Regions from separate parts of the Homo sapiens genome. Here all the other regions are linked to region 3. A link is a contact called in ENCODE Hi-C or POLR2A ChIA-PET data. All regions are on one chromosome and are shown on one strand. The core of a region is the stretch at or near the end of the contact, and the rest is flanking DNA. Distances in the headings are between cores, read along the strand shown. Region 1 holds the start of SLC25A26 (solute carrier family 25 member 26). Region 2 overlaps MAGI1 (membrane associated guanylate kinase, WW and PDZ domain containing 1). Region 3 holds the start of MAGI1 (membrane associated guanylate kinase, WW and PDZ domain containing 1). Region 4 overlaps LOC107986095 (a long non-coding RNA gene).

What was found. Hi-C counts contacts between places; a loop is a spot of excess contacts on that map. ChIA-PET counts read pairs that join two places held with the same protein, here RNA polymerase II (POLR2A). Pooled maps may share reads with other maps.
Region 1: a map of ascending aorta shows a loop between it and region 3 (7-fold over the local background). The contact joins the promoter of SLC25A26 here to the promoter of MAGI1 in region 3. A Hi-C loop is called at or near these places in 6 of 168 maps with a recorded cell type or tissue (Caco-2, ascending aorta, chondrocyte and 3 more), 3 of 37 single-sample maps with no recorded cell type and 25 of 50 pooled maps. POLR2A ChIA-PET finds 5 or more read pairs at or near these places in 4 of 52 experiments (Caco-2, MCF 10A, PC-9 and 1 more).
Region 2: a loop to region 3 is called in a map of PC-9, with 3 times the contacts of the local background. The contact joins the enhancer-like site here to the promoter of MAGI1 in region 3. A Hi-C loop is called at or near these places in 1 of 168 maps with a recorded cell type or tissue (PC-9). POLR2A ChIA-PET finds 5 or more read pairs at or near these places in 1 of 52 experiments (endothelial cell of umbilical vein).
Region 4: a loop to region 3 is called in a map of heart left ventricle, with 4 times the contacts of the local background. The contact joins the enhancer-like site here to the promoter of MAGI1 in region 3. A Hi-C loop is called at or near these places in 24 of 168 maps with a recorded cell type or tissue (A673, Caco-2, Calu3 and 14 more) and 17 of 50 pooled maps. POLR2A ChIA-PET finds 5 or more read pairs at or near these places in 3 of 52 experiments (BJ, OCI-LY7 and WTC11).

What each region holds. Positions count from the first base shown.
Region 1 is chr3:66,219,651-66,222,350 of GRCh38, forward strand. It overlaps SLC25A26 (solute carrier family 25 member 26), which reads left to right and starts at 1,351. Exons shown (of 10, transcript NM_001379210.1): 1 at 1,351-1,477. The coding sequence starts at 1,445. RefSeq lists enhancers at 964-1,123, 1,294-1,353, 1,475-1,974.
Region 2 is chr3:65,853,779-65,856,478 of GRCh38, forward strand. The region is part of intron 1 of MAGI1 (membrane associated guanylate kinase, WW and PDZ domain containing 1); the gene reads right to left. Among named protein-coding and RNA genes, the nearest start is that of MAGI1-AS1, 39 kb to the right of the region's middle. Within about 2 kb of position 1,318, at least 5 of the 41 ENCODE cell types and tissues checked have a DNase peak (open chromatin) inside an H3K27ac peak, as active enhancers do; they include PC-9, where a contact is called at or near this core.
Region 3 is chr3:66,037,469-66,040,168 of GRCh38, forward strand. It overlaps MAGI1 (membrane associated guanylate kinase, WW and PDZ domain containing 1), which reads right to left and starts at 1,450. Exons shown (of 23, transcript NM_001033057.2): 1 at 528-1,450. The coding sequence starts at 840. LOC105377128 (a long non-coding RNA gene) reads left to right here and starts at 1,485. Exons shown (of 2, transcript XR_001740440.2): 1 at 1,485-1,730; 2 at 2,584-2,700. RefSeq lists an enhancer at 1-465 and a silencer at 1,418-1,537.
Region 4 is chr3:66,180,572-66,183,271 of GRCh38, forward strand. All of the region lies in intron 1 of LOC107986095 (a long non-coding RNA gene), which reads right to left. It also overlaps a transcript of SLC25A26 not described here. Among named protein-coding and RNA genes, the nearest start is that of SLC25A26, 39 kb to the right of the region's middle. Within about 2 kb of position 1,384, at least 3 of the 41 ENCODE cell types and tissues checked have a DNase peak (open chromatin) inside an H3K27ac peak, as active enhancers do; they include heart left ventricle and heart right ventricle, where a contact is called at or near this core.

The DNA.
Region 1 (2,700 bases), core at 101-2,600, 180 kb after region 3:
AGTGGGAAGAGTGACAGGAGACACCAGCTGAGAGGTGTATACCATGCTAGGGAGCTGGACTGTCTCCATTGGCAGCAGAGGGGAGTTGTAAGCAGGGAAATAACATTACCATCACCTTTAGAGAGTACTTTCTATGAGCCAGGAACTAGGCTAAGAACTTGAGTGCATTATCTCATTTAATCTATTAATATAATAGTACCGCATGACAAAGTGACTATCATTATCGCCACTTTACAGGGGAGAAAACTTAATCTTGGAAAACTTATCCCCAAACCCAGCAGGTGATAGAATTTGAATTCCATCTAACACCTAAAGCTATTCTGCGTATCATTTCTAGATCATTTTACCTAGAAGAGAATAAGAATAATTATAAGAATAATTCTAGCAGTGTTATAGAATAGGGATTGAAGAAAGGCCAGGCAAGGAGCCTGCTCAGGTTATTATAACGGTTTTGAGGAAAGATGATGAGGGCATTAAGTATATTTTCAGTGCTTGCTCTGCTGTGTTCTCTGTAGCCACATTGAGTCGGTTACTTGTTGGAGCATCAGGAGCCTCTGTAAAATGAGGACACTAGTGTTGCTGACATCATAGGGTTGGTGAAAGGATTAAATGAAAAAATGTCTGTCAATCACTTAGCACCACGTCTGAGATGTAGTTGGCCCTTAATATATACAGAAGTTTACAAGGTATTTGTTTGTTTAATAAAGACAGGTCCACTCCAAGAAATGTTATTAAGTACTTAATAACGTGTGCTTTGAGGTGTACACATGAGTACAACAGCGAACAACATGAGCAGGTAAATAACTGAACAAACAAATAATTTTAAATGCAGTAACTCTGTAAAGAGAAATGGAGGATGCTAATTTTTAACTCCGGTCAGGAAACTTCTGATGTATTTTTCTATATCTTTATTTAATAATCTTCTGATAATGAGTTAATTTAATATAAACTCAGATAAAATTTTTTGACAAAACTAAGAGATAAACCAAAATGAAATATCCGATTAGGATCCCGAATCGCGCCTCCCGAGGTTAGTACTACCCCTCACGACTCCTCCCTCCGCCACAGCCACGCCTCTTCTGGGTTTACAGTTCAGAATCACGCCGGCCTCATTCTACCGCTGCTCTCTCCTGGATCTCGGCCACGGATCTTTTGCTCGCGAAAGTTCCTCCGTCTAGCTGCACACAACGCTGCTGCAGGAAACCGAGGTAAGGGATTTGCCGAGACTTAGCTCCACCACACTCCCCGAGGCCCCGCCCCTCCTCTCTGGCCCTCCCCTAGGCCCAGGTGTCTCGCGTTGCACGTGCAGTTGTTGTGGTTCTACGTCACGTGGTCCCGGAAGTTCAAGACAGACCCGCCTCAAACATGGCGGCGCCCAGCGCGCGAGGACGTGATCCGCTTCTGCTCCGGCTTGGATTGTAGCCTTGACGAGGTCTGAGCGACCATGGACCGGCCGGGGTTCGTGGCAGCGCTGGTGGTGAGTGCGGGGCGGTGGGGTGGGTTGCTCAGAGTGCCGGCGTCCGGCATTGGAGCCCGCGGGCGTTCTCTGCACTGGTTTTCTTCCGGTTTTGCGGGCTGGACTGTCCTCGGGTTACTGGCAGCCAGGTCTGAGAGGGAGCACGAGGCTCCCAGGCCACCGGCGGGCCAGGTGTTAAGGCTATGTCTGTACTGCCAGGTCATAAGAGCCAGGTGGGGGAAGGAAGGTGAGTCATTGTCTTTTGCACCCTCATTTACTTAAAAAAGAGCTTCTATTATACACTGTTAACTACTCTTTCATTAAATAGTGTAACTACTCTAGAGATCTTGGGAATTAAAGAAATGTATGTAACACAACAACAAAAACCTTACTCACATCGCTCCCAGCCCTTCTATTCAATACTACGTTTCTCATTTTGCTGCATCTCTTTTCAGTCTTAGAAAATGACATGTCCTTCTGTTCATTCAATACATAATCTGCTATTTCTGCTCCAAGCCTAGGCTTTGGAGAAATATTGGTGAGCACACATAGCTCATCGGGAACGCTGCGGAGTCAATAAACAGGCTTAGTATTTAATTCCGTAGCAGAAAACTACGAGAATCAACATGAATTAACAGAAAAAAAAGTCCTTTACCAAATATTTTGGAGCGTCTGGTAGAGGATACTAGATACAGCAGTTAACAAAACAGAGTTTGGCTGCCTACGTTTTCATTGTGTGGAATGGGCAGAGACAGACAAATAATTTTTAAAATGATTTTCATAGGGAAAATGGAGGCCCACAGTGATTTAGTCACTTAATTATCGAATTTTGGTGTTGCAGGTGTTGAGGATAACATGGTGAACAAGATAGACCTGCTCCTAAGGGTCAGGTGTTAGAGACAAAATAGTAAAATGACTGTTGGGATAAATAACAGGTGGGCTAGGTTCAGGGTGTTAGGGGAATATATGGAAGTAGGGATGTCTTAGCCAGACTTGTAGGATGATAGCTTTAAATCTAGATTTGTTGAAACTTGTATAAGGTAGGTCTTAGAAATATAAAGAAATAATGTTACTGATTTTTTTTTTTTTTTTTGAGAAGGAGTCTCACTCTTCGCCCAGGCTGGAGTGTGGTGGCGCCATCTCGGCTCACTGCAGGCTCCACCTCTCGGGTTCACGCCATTCTCCTGCCTCAGCCTCCCGAGTAGCTGGGACTGCAGGTGCCCGCCACTACGCCCAGCTAATTT
Region 2 (2,700 bases), core at 68-2,567, 180 kb before region 3:
TTCCAGGGAGAAAGTGGTTATCTCAATCAAGAAGTGCCCCGACAGGCCAGGTGTGGTGGCTCACATCTATAATCCCAGCACTTTGGGAGGCCAAGGCTGGTGGATCACCTGAGGTTGGGAGTTGGAGACTAGCCTGGCCAACATGGTGAAACTTCATCCCCACTAAAAATACAAAAAAAATTAGCCGGGTGTTGTGGTGCACACCTGTAGCCCCAGCTACTCAGCAGGCTGAAGCAGGAGAATCACTTGAACCAGGGAGGTGGAGGTTGCAGTGAGCCAAGATCATGCCATTGCACTCCAGCCTGGGCAACAGAGCGAGACTCTGTCTCAAAAAAAAAAGTTGCCCTGACAAAAACAGGTTAGCTGTGTAAAAATTCTAATCTTTTATTTAAAGGTTTAAAAAAAAAAAAAAAAGCATCGGCTACTCAGGAGGCTGAGATGGGAGGATCCCTTGAGGCCAGGCGTTTCAGAAGAGTCTGGGCAACAAAGTGAGACCCTGTTTCAAATTTAAGACAAAACACAACAAAGAAGTAGCAGAAAGAAACAAGGAGACATGAGTACATGCAATACACTTTCTCCTTTTCACTCAAGGATTTTGCTGTCCCAGTAAATGTGACAGTGCTTTGTACATACAACTTTGAAAGAATAGGTGCATGAGGCAATAATGTGCCTCCATCTCTCCATGAAAATCCTGAGTTCTCCTCAAAAGCTCAGAAATTCCCATGCCAGCGTCTTCACAACCACCATTTCCATGTGATTAAAATAAACAGCCACCTTTTCTGAAAAATGGATAACTTTGCAATATGTTCATGGAAAAGCTCAATGCTGTTCTTACAAATACTACTCAAGGAAGTTTTGTTTGGAAGAATTTGAATAAAATGTCCCACGAGAGGGTTCTGCAAATGAGGCACAAACCTAAAAACACAGCTAGTCTCTGTCACCTAAATGAGCTGCTGTGGCCTGGCTCATCTGGTAGCACCATGACTCGCAGTTCCTGCAAACCTCCCAGGGTGCAAAGCCATGACAGATGGTCACACTACTGAAAGGGGAATACCTACAACCACAACCAAAGGGAGAAGTCCACAGAAGTCCACAACCAAAGGGAGAAGTATGACACCTTGGAAACGTAAACAGCATCCCCTAATCAAGGGCTGCAAAGTCAAACGTCTACAGGGACAAGGAAGGTAATATAAATAACTACGTACAACATCTGCTGGGTATTATGCAAGAGGGGATGGATGGTGCTGGCTGCAGCTGCAGAGGGTGTGCCACACCTGAAGCATAAAAATTATTATTTAAACTCTGGGCTGATAAAAACCTGCCCAAATCCGTGGGGGGCGGGGGTGAGTTTACAGCCTGAAGCACTTAGCACCCTAACCAGCAGACAGGATGTGCTCATTAAAAGATGCCATTATAAGCAGGAAGCCTTGTGAGTCCACAAGAGAAAAAAAGGCCTGTGAAATGTTTGCTTTGAGATCCGCAGAAAGAGATAAACAGTACCAAAGAAATGGGAGGAAAGGGCTTGGTGCGATGGCTCACACCTGTAATCCCAACACTTTGGGAGACAAGGCAGGAGAATTGATTGAGGCCAGGAGTCTGAGACCAGCCTGGGCAAGCTAAGACCCCCATCTCTACAAATAAAATAAAGTAACTTTAAAAATAAAATAAAATAAAATGGCCCAGCATAGTGGCTTGCACCAGTAATCCTAACTACTCAGAGACTGAGGCAGGGGGGATCACTTAAGCCCCAGAGTTATAGGCTGCAGTGAGCAATGATGAGACCACTGCATCCCTGCCTGGGCAACAGAGTAAGACCTTGGAGGAGACGGGAGATGGGGAGGAGAGAGGGGAGGGGAAGGGAGAAACAGAGAGAGAGAAAGGAAAAAAAGAGAAAAGAAAGGAAAAGAAAAGAAAACATAATTAAATAAAATCAGAAAGTAGGAGATAGCACATGTAGATTTGTAAGAACCAACACCGGATAGCCCATTAACCCCCATAGATACATTGGCTCTGGTGGGGAAAAGCACCATGCCAATTCAAGCAAATGTGAAATGAAGCCCTTCATTCATGTGTATCCACTCACTCATTCTTTCCCTCACTTACGCAACAGCTAGTCACTGGAAGCTTCTCGCATGCCAGGCACCCCTGGCTCTGGCCTGAGGACATGGTGTTAGACCAACACAGGACTCTTCCAGAGCTTACTGTGTCCAGCACTGACCAGCAGAATTTTCTTGATGATGGATGTATTTTAGATCTGCTTTGCCCTATATGATTGCTACATGTGTCTACTGAGCATTTGAAATATGACTATGGCAACTGAGGGACTGGGTGGGAGGAGTATTTTATTATGTTTAATTTTAACTAACTTATATTTCGATTTAAATAGTCACATATGGCTAATGGCTACCATAGTGGATAGTAAAGGTCTAGGTAGGGTGTCCAGGCATCGCCCTCGGGTTGGGGAGAAGAAAAAGCAAAAGGGAATAGAAGACTCCAGAAGAGTAGAATGCAGGTTTTACCTCCCTGTATACTCATAACTTTCTCTATACCAATCAAATGCACAGCTTATCCATTCCTGCCTCCCACAACCCTGTAACATACCCTCCCAGATGGCAGAAGTTAAAAATGAATGGCAGATGGTGACACTCAATGTCCTACTCAATAAAGTGTGACCAGAGCAAGACTCGATGAACTCAGGTA
Region 3 (2,700 bases), core at 200-2,699:
CGGGCTCAGGAACCGCCAGGCAGTGGTGTCCTAGCTCACCTGGAGGGGTCGCGGGGTGAAGCAGATTTTCTGATGGGGGAGGTCCAATAAACTACAGACCCTCTCTTTCTGTATACCCACTCAGCAGGTATGGAAACTGACTCGTGGCCAAAGAACGCCAGCTGCATCCCTCCCCCAAGGAGCCAGGACAGCGTCCACCATGCCCCTGACTCAGTTCCCCAACTCTCTCTCGGGTGCAGGCGAGACTGCGCTGCACTTAGTGGCGGAGATAACAGGTTGGCCAGCCAGGCCTGAGAAACGTCCCCCCGCTACCTTGCGCAAACCCAGCCCCCTCTTCGAAACGCAGGTGGGCAAACAACCCTCAACCTCGCAACAACTTTGTGTATTTCACCGCCACCACAGGGCGCACGGCCTCAACTTCTCTTCACTGCGCTCCGAGGAGGGAAGCAGGAAATCGAGAATAAGGGGCAGCCCACAGACCACCCTCCTTTTCTCGGGGCGCCCCCCAAAGGCGCGCCCTGCCTTACCTTGTCTGACGGCCTTGAAGGTGACGGCCTCCTTGCAGCTGTCGATGACCCCCAGCACGTCATAGCGGGGCAAGCCGGACACCCGGACCCCCTGCACCTCCAGAAGCAGCTCCCCTTCGCCCAGCCTCGGGCCCTCGCCGCCGCCGGGAAGCCCCGCTGCCTCGACCGCCGCCACCGCTCCGACGTACGGAAACTCCCCGTGCTCCGCGCCTCCCAGCACCGTCACCCCCAGCTCGCCCTGGGGTCCCCGCTTCACGGTGCATTCGTGAACCCTGCTAGTCCAGTGGTTCTTCTTCTGGATCACTTTGGACATGATGAGTTACACCCCTCCTCCAAAAAAATAAAACGAGAGACAGGTGCCCCCCACAGCACGAGCCCCCAAGCCTCCGCTTGTTCATGGGAGAAACATCTCTCCCCAAATCACAAAACAGGAGAGAGAAACTTGGCAGCCTCGCTCCCCTGCACACGCTCGCGCACTCAAGCCATCATAAAACAAACTTTCTGGGCTTCCCCGCGAGCCCCGCACAGGCGCCCGCGAGCTTTGTTTGCATTCCGGTGCCTCTGGGTCCACGTTCCGGCGCCCGCCCGTGCTCTCCCGGACCAGAGTCCACTCTGCGCCGCTCGGGTTATTTTTTTTTCCTTCCTTCCTTTCTCTCTTGCCTTTTACAAATGCGGTGCCTCCTCTTTGCCTCCCGCCCGGCTCGCCTCTCCTCGCTGGCAGGCTGTTACTGAGGGTGAGGGAAGCCCTTCCAGCCAGTTGCCGGGAGCCCTGAAGACGCGGTGGCGGGGCGGCGGGGAGCAGGGCGGGAGGTAAGTGCTCGCGGCCCCTTTAAGCAGATACAAAGGCTCGGCTTGTTTTGTTACAGTTCATTCTATTCCGCGCCGCGGAGCGCAGCGGCCGGCGACAGGAGACGCGCGCGCATGCGCCCCGCGGCCGCCAGCCGGCCGGCCCACCCCTCCCCTCCTCCCCGAAGGGAGAGATTCCAACGTGCTTCCCGATGGGTCCTAAAACCGACCTGCCGGGAGAAGGCAACTCCCCCCCAACCCTTCCTGAACCCCTATCCTCTCTCCTTTTCTTTCAGTGCCCTGGACTCCGCGGATTCCTTTGGGGCTGGAGGGCCGCACACGTGTTTTACTCCAACTGTTTGCAACTTTTGAAACCCGGGCAATCTGGCTTTGGCATTTGAAAACCATTTCAAACAGGTGGGGGTTGGGGAGGCTGCCACACTCACCCTGGCGCTCACACTCACGCACACGCGCACGCACTCGCGCCGGCCCTAAGCCTCCTAACCGCCCTCGGCCAGTGGCTGGCCAGGCTGTCGGTCACCCAGCCCGGCTGGTTCGCCGCCCCCCTTGCCGCAGGTCCCACTGAAACCCCCGAGACCCGCCCCGGGGCGCTCGCCGCCTCCCTGCCTGCCCTGCGCTTGCGGGTTCGGGTCCTGGCGCGGGGTCTGCCAGGGTCTCTGCGACCCGGGGGAGGGGGACGGTGGGATCCTCCGGTTCCCCAACTGGGATCCCTGTGCGGGTCACACGCGCTCTTACACACACCCGCATCCTTAAACTTTGGGACCAACTTTTTAGGACACGGGAAACTACAGGCAAGAGAGAGAAGCCATGGTGCTAGTGTGGGTTCAGGTATTCAACCAAAAAAGAGATCCCTCTAGCTTTTCAACTGCCCTGCCAGCAGAGACTGCTGGACCCAGTCAATCATCTGCCCCGGCCTCAAGTTCCTGGCAGGGCCGAGAAGCCTGCGGACCTACTCCGGGGCCAGGAGATAAGGATCCCCGCCGGGCGCGGACATGCCCTGCGTCCTGGCGCCCGCGGGGGCGTGAGAGAACTCGGAATTCGCAGCCCGGGGGTAGCTGCGGCCTCCGGAGGTCGCCCGGGGGTGCGGATGGAGTGACTTCTGTCCCGGCGAGGTGGCGGACAGAAAGACTCCCATACCACAGGAAGGCTGCCCTTCCCAAATACTCCTCAAATCAGGCTGCTGAGTAGTCTCCCCAGCAGTTTGTTTTCCTCTTTAGTGATGTATAATTTTGTTCATCTTTGGTCACAGGAGAGATTCCAAGAAATGAGGGGGGTACGTTGAAACGATGAAGAAAGGATGGACACAGCAGTCGAGGTTGAGAGGTAGGCTCAGGGGTCCACCCTTGTGTGACCTTGAGCAAGCTTG
Region 4 (2,700 bases), core at 134-2,633, 140 kb after region 3:
ACTTGCTTCGTTCCTTCACAGCAGAGCTGCTTGGCATTATGGGAGAGCAAGTTATCTGGGCAGAAGTCAGAGCTGAAAAATTTTGCTGCAGTGCCTGTTGTTGACCTGATGAGATTTTTTTAAAAAATCCTTCACTGGGGGCGGGGTGGGGGACAGAGAGGGGAAGTAGACAAACTTTTTATTTTTTGGAGTATTTATCTATTGCTTGTCTGTTATGGAATGAAACGTGTCCCCCTCAGATTCATGTGTTGAAGCCCTAACCCCCAGTGTGACTGTATTTGGAGACAGGGCCATAAGGATGTAATTAAGGTTTAATGAGCTTGCAAGAGTGGGGACCTAATCCAATAGGACTGGTGTCCTTATAAGAAGAGAAAGAGACACCAGGAGTGTACATACACAGGAAAAAGGCCATGGGAGGACACAAGGAGAGGGCAGCTGTCTGCAAGCCAGGAAGAGAGCCTTCACCAGAAACCAACCCTGCTGGTACCTTGATCTTGGACTTGCAGCCTTCAGTACTGTGAAAAAATAAATTTCTGTTCTTTAAGCTGCTTGGTCTGTGGTATTCTGTTTGGCAGTTCTAGGCAACTAATACAATGTCTTTTAACACTGAAAGGCAGATTGAAGTTCACTTGTGTATGTGACAAGGCATTGGATACATATTAAGGCCTAGCAGGTAGTGGAGTGGTTAAAAGAATTGGCTGCTGGACTAAGGTAGGCCTGGTTCAAATCCCAGTTGATCACTTACTAGTAGTGTGACCTCCAGCAAATTACTTTGTGTCTTTATGTTTCCTCATCTGTAGGAGAGTAACAATAACAGCTTATATCTGCAAGATTGTTGTGAGGTTAAATACTTTAATGTATACAGAGCATGTCGTAGTTACTGGCAAACGGCACCCTAAAAAATGCTAGCTACGACACTGAGCACCTCATTTGTTTATAGTAGTTTCAGTTTACAAAGTACTTCCATAGCTATTATTTCATTTGATTTTTACAGCAATCTTATGAGATTAGTTGGGAAGGAAATCTTACACCCACTCAAGGGAGGAAGAAACCAAAATTCAGAGAGGAAAGGAACTTGTCCAAGCTCAAATTTCTAAGAAAAGTAGAGCCAGGCTTCAAATCCAGATCCCCTGACTCCAACTTCAGTGCTTTCCTCACTAAATTTGCAGTCCCTCTGAATTCCTCCTTCCCTGATCCCCTCCCCTTGTCTTTTTTTTTTTTTTTTTTTTTTTCACCAAACATGTATTGAGTTTCTATCACATTCCAGGCATTTCCTCTTCTTTCCCTGGACCTGCGTGTCTTTTCTCTTGTTCGTTTGGACCTGGATGTTGTGTGTGTGTGCATGAGCAAGCCTGCCTGGGAGCGTGCCCGTGTGCCCACATTTGGGCATTGAGGGCTCTCATTCTCCCTAAGGGTGGCCTTGCCTTGTTTTAGCTCAAAGACAGCACTTGGCTTTCAAGGATATATTATAAATAGAGCCTTGACAGCACTCTCTTTTCTTATCTGAAAACTGACACGAAGCACAGGCAACTAGGACAAAAAGAAAGAGAACAGGGTCCGTGGTGGAGCAGATAATCAATATCTTTAAATGATTCGAGAGCAGAAATTCCCAAATGGGAGGTGAGAAGAGACCTGAAAATGACAGCCTGAGGAAGTTTGTTGGGCTCTCCTAGGGAGTGAGTGGTAGGGCGCGGTGTTTGAAAAAGCAGATTTCATATTGCAATTTGTTATTTAGAAAAATGTCCCCCAAAAGCTGTTATTCTCATAGTACAAACTATAGAAATTAAAGCTGTCCAGAACCTTTTTGACCTTTGGGATTATGTAAGAGTTATGGCAATTCCCAATGAAACGGGAGGCGGCCTCTGAATTGTGAGAGCTGAGATCATCACCGTGTATTTTTAGCCATTAGGGATTTGAATCTAAAAAGCTGGAAAACACTGTTTCATAGAGTCTTCAGAAAAGAAGCAAGGCCTAAAAGTTGCAAGGAGTCAATGCTTGAAAGGTTCCCATAGAGTTTGAAAAGGCCATAAAACCTAACTCCCCTATTTTACAGATGAGGCAACAAGAGAAGTCGCTGGCACAAGATCTAATGCTTATAACAGGATTGGCTGAGCCCAGCATCGGCCTCAACCTGCAGTGGGCGGCGGGGGGGGGGGGTGGGGTATCAGTAGAAAAGACCAGGGAATCTCTGACAAGTCGTCCTCTGCTCCTAATAAAGAGAATTAAAATGTGCCTTTAGGAGGCTGGGACCAACCCCAGGTCACTAGCTCAATGAGCCTGAAGGATGCAACTGGGGAGGCATTTGGAACACAAAAGCAGATACTCCTGCTGTTCTAGATGGCTTCCTAAGAGCCAGGGTTCTTCAGGTCGGTCTTTCCAAGGACCTAAAGTAGTAGGTTGGACAGCAGGGGATGCGGAGGATCAATGAAGCAGCTGTTGGCTTTCGGTGCATATAAATAATGCACCTCTAAGGCCTAGGGTGTGTTTTGGTTATTCTATACAACAAATACCCAAAAAGTGTTGGTGACCCTTGGCCTTGCATTTCCCCAGACTCTGACCCACACCCTGACCTTGACCTGACCCTCAGCCTGAAGCTGACCCTGAACCTAATCCTTTCGCTGACCCTGACCCTGATTTTGAGCCTCCTGTTGAACCATAGCCTCAGCCTGGCCTGCCATTCACTCTGACACAGGACATGAC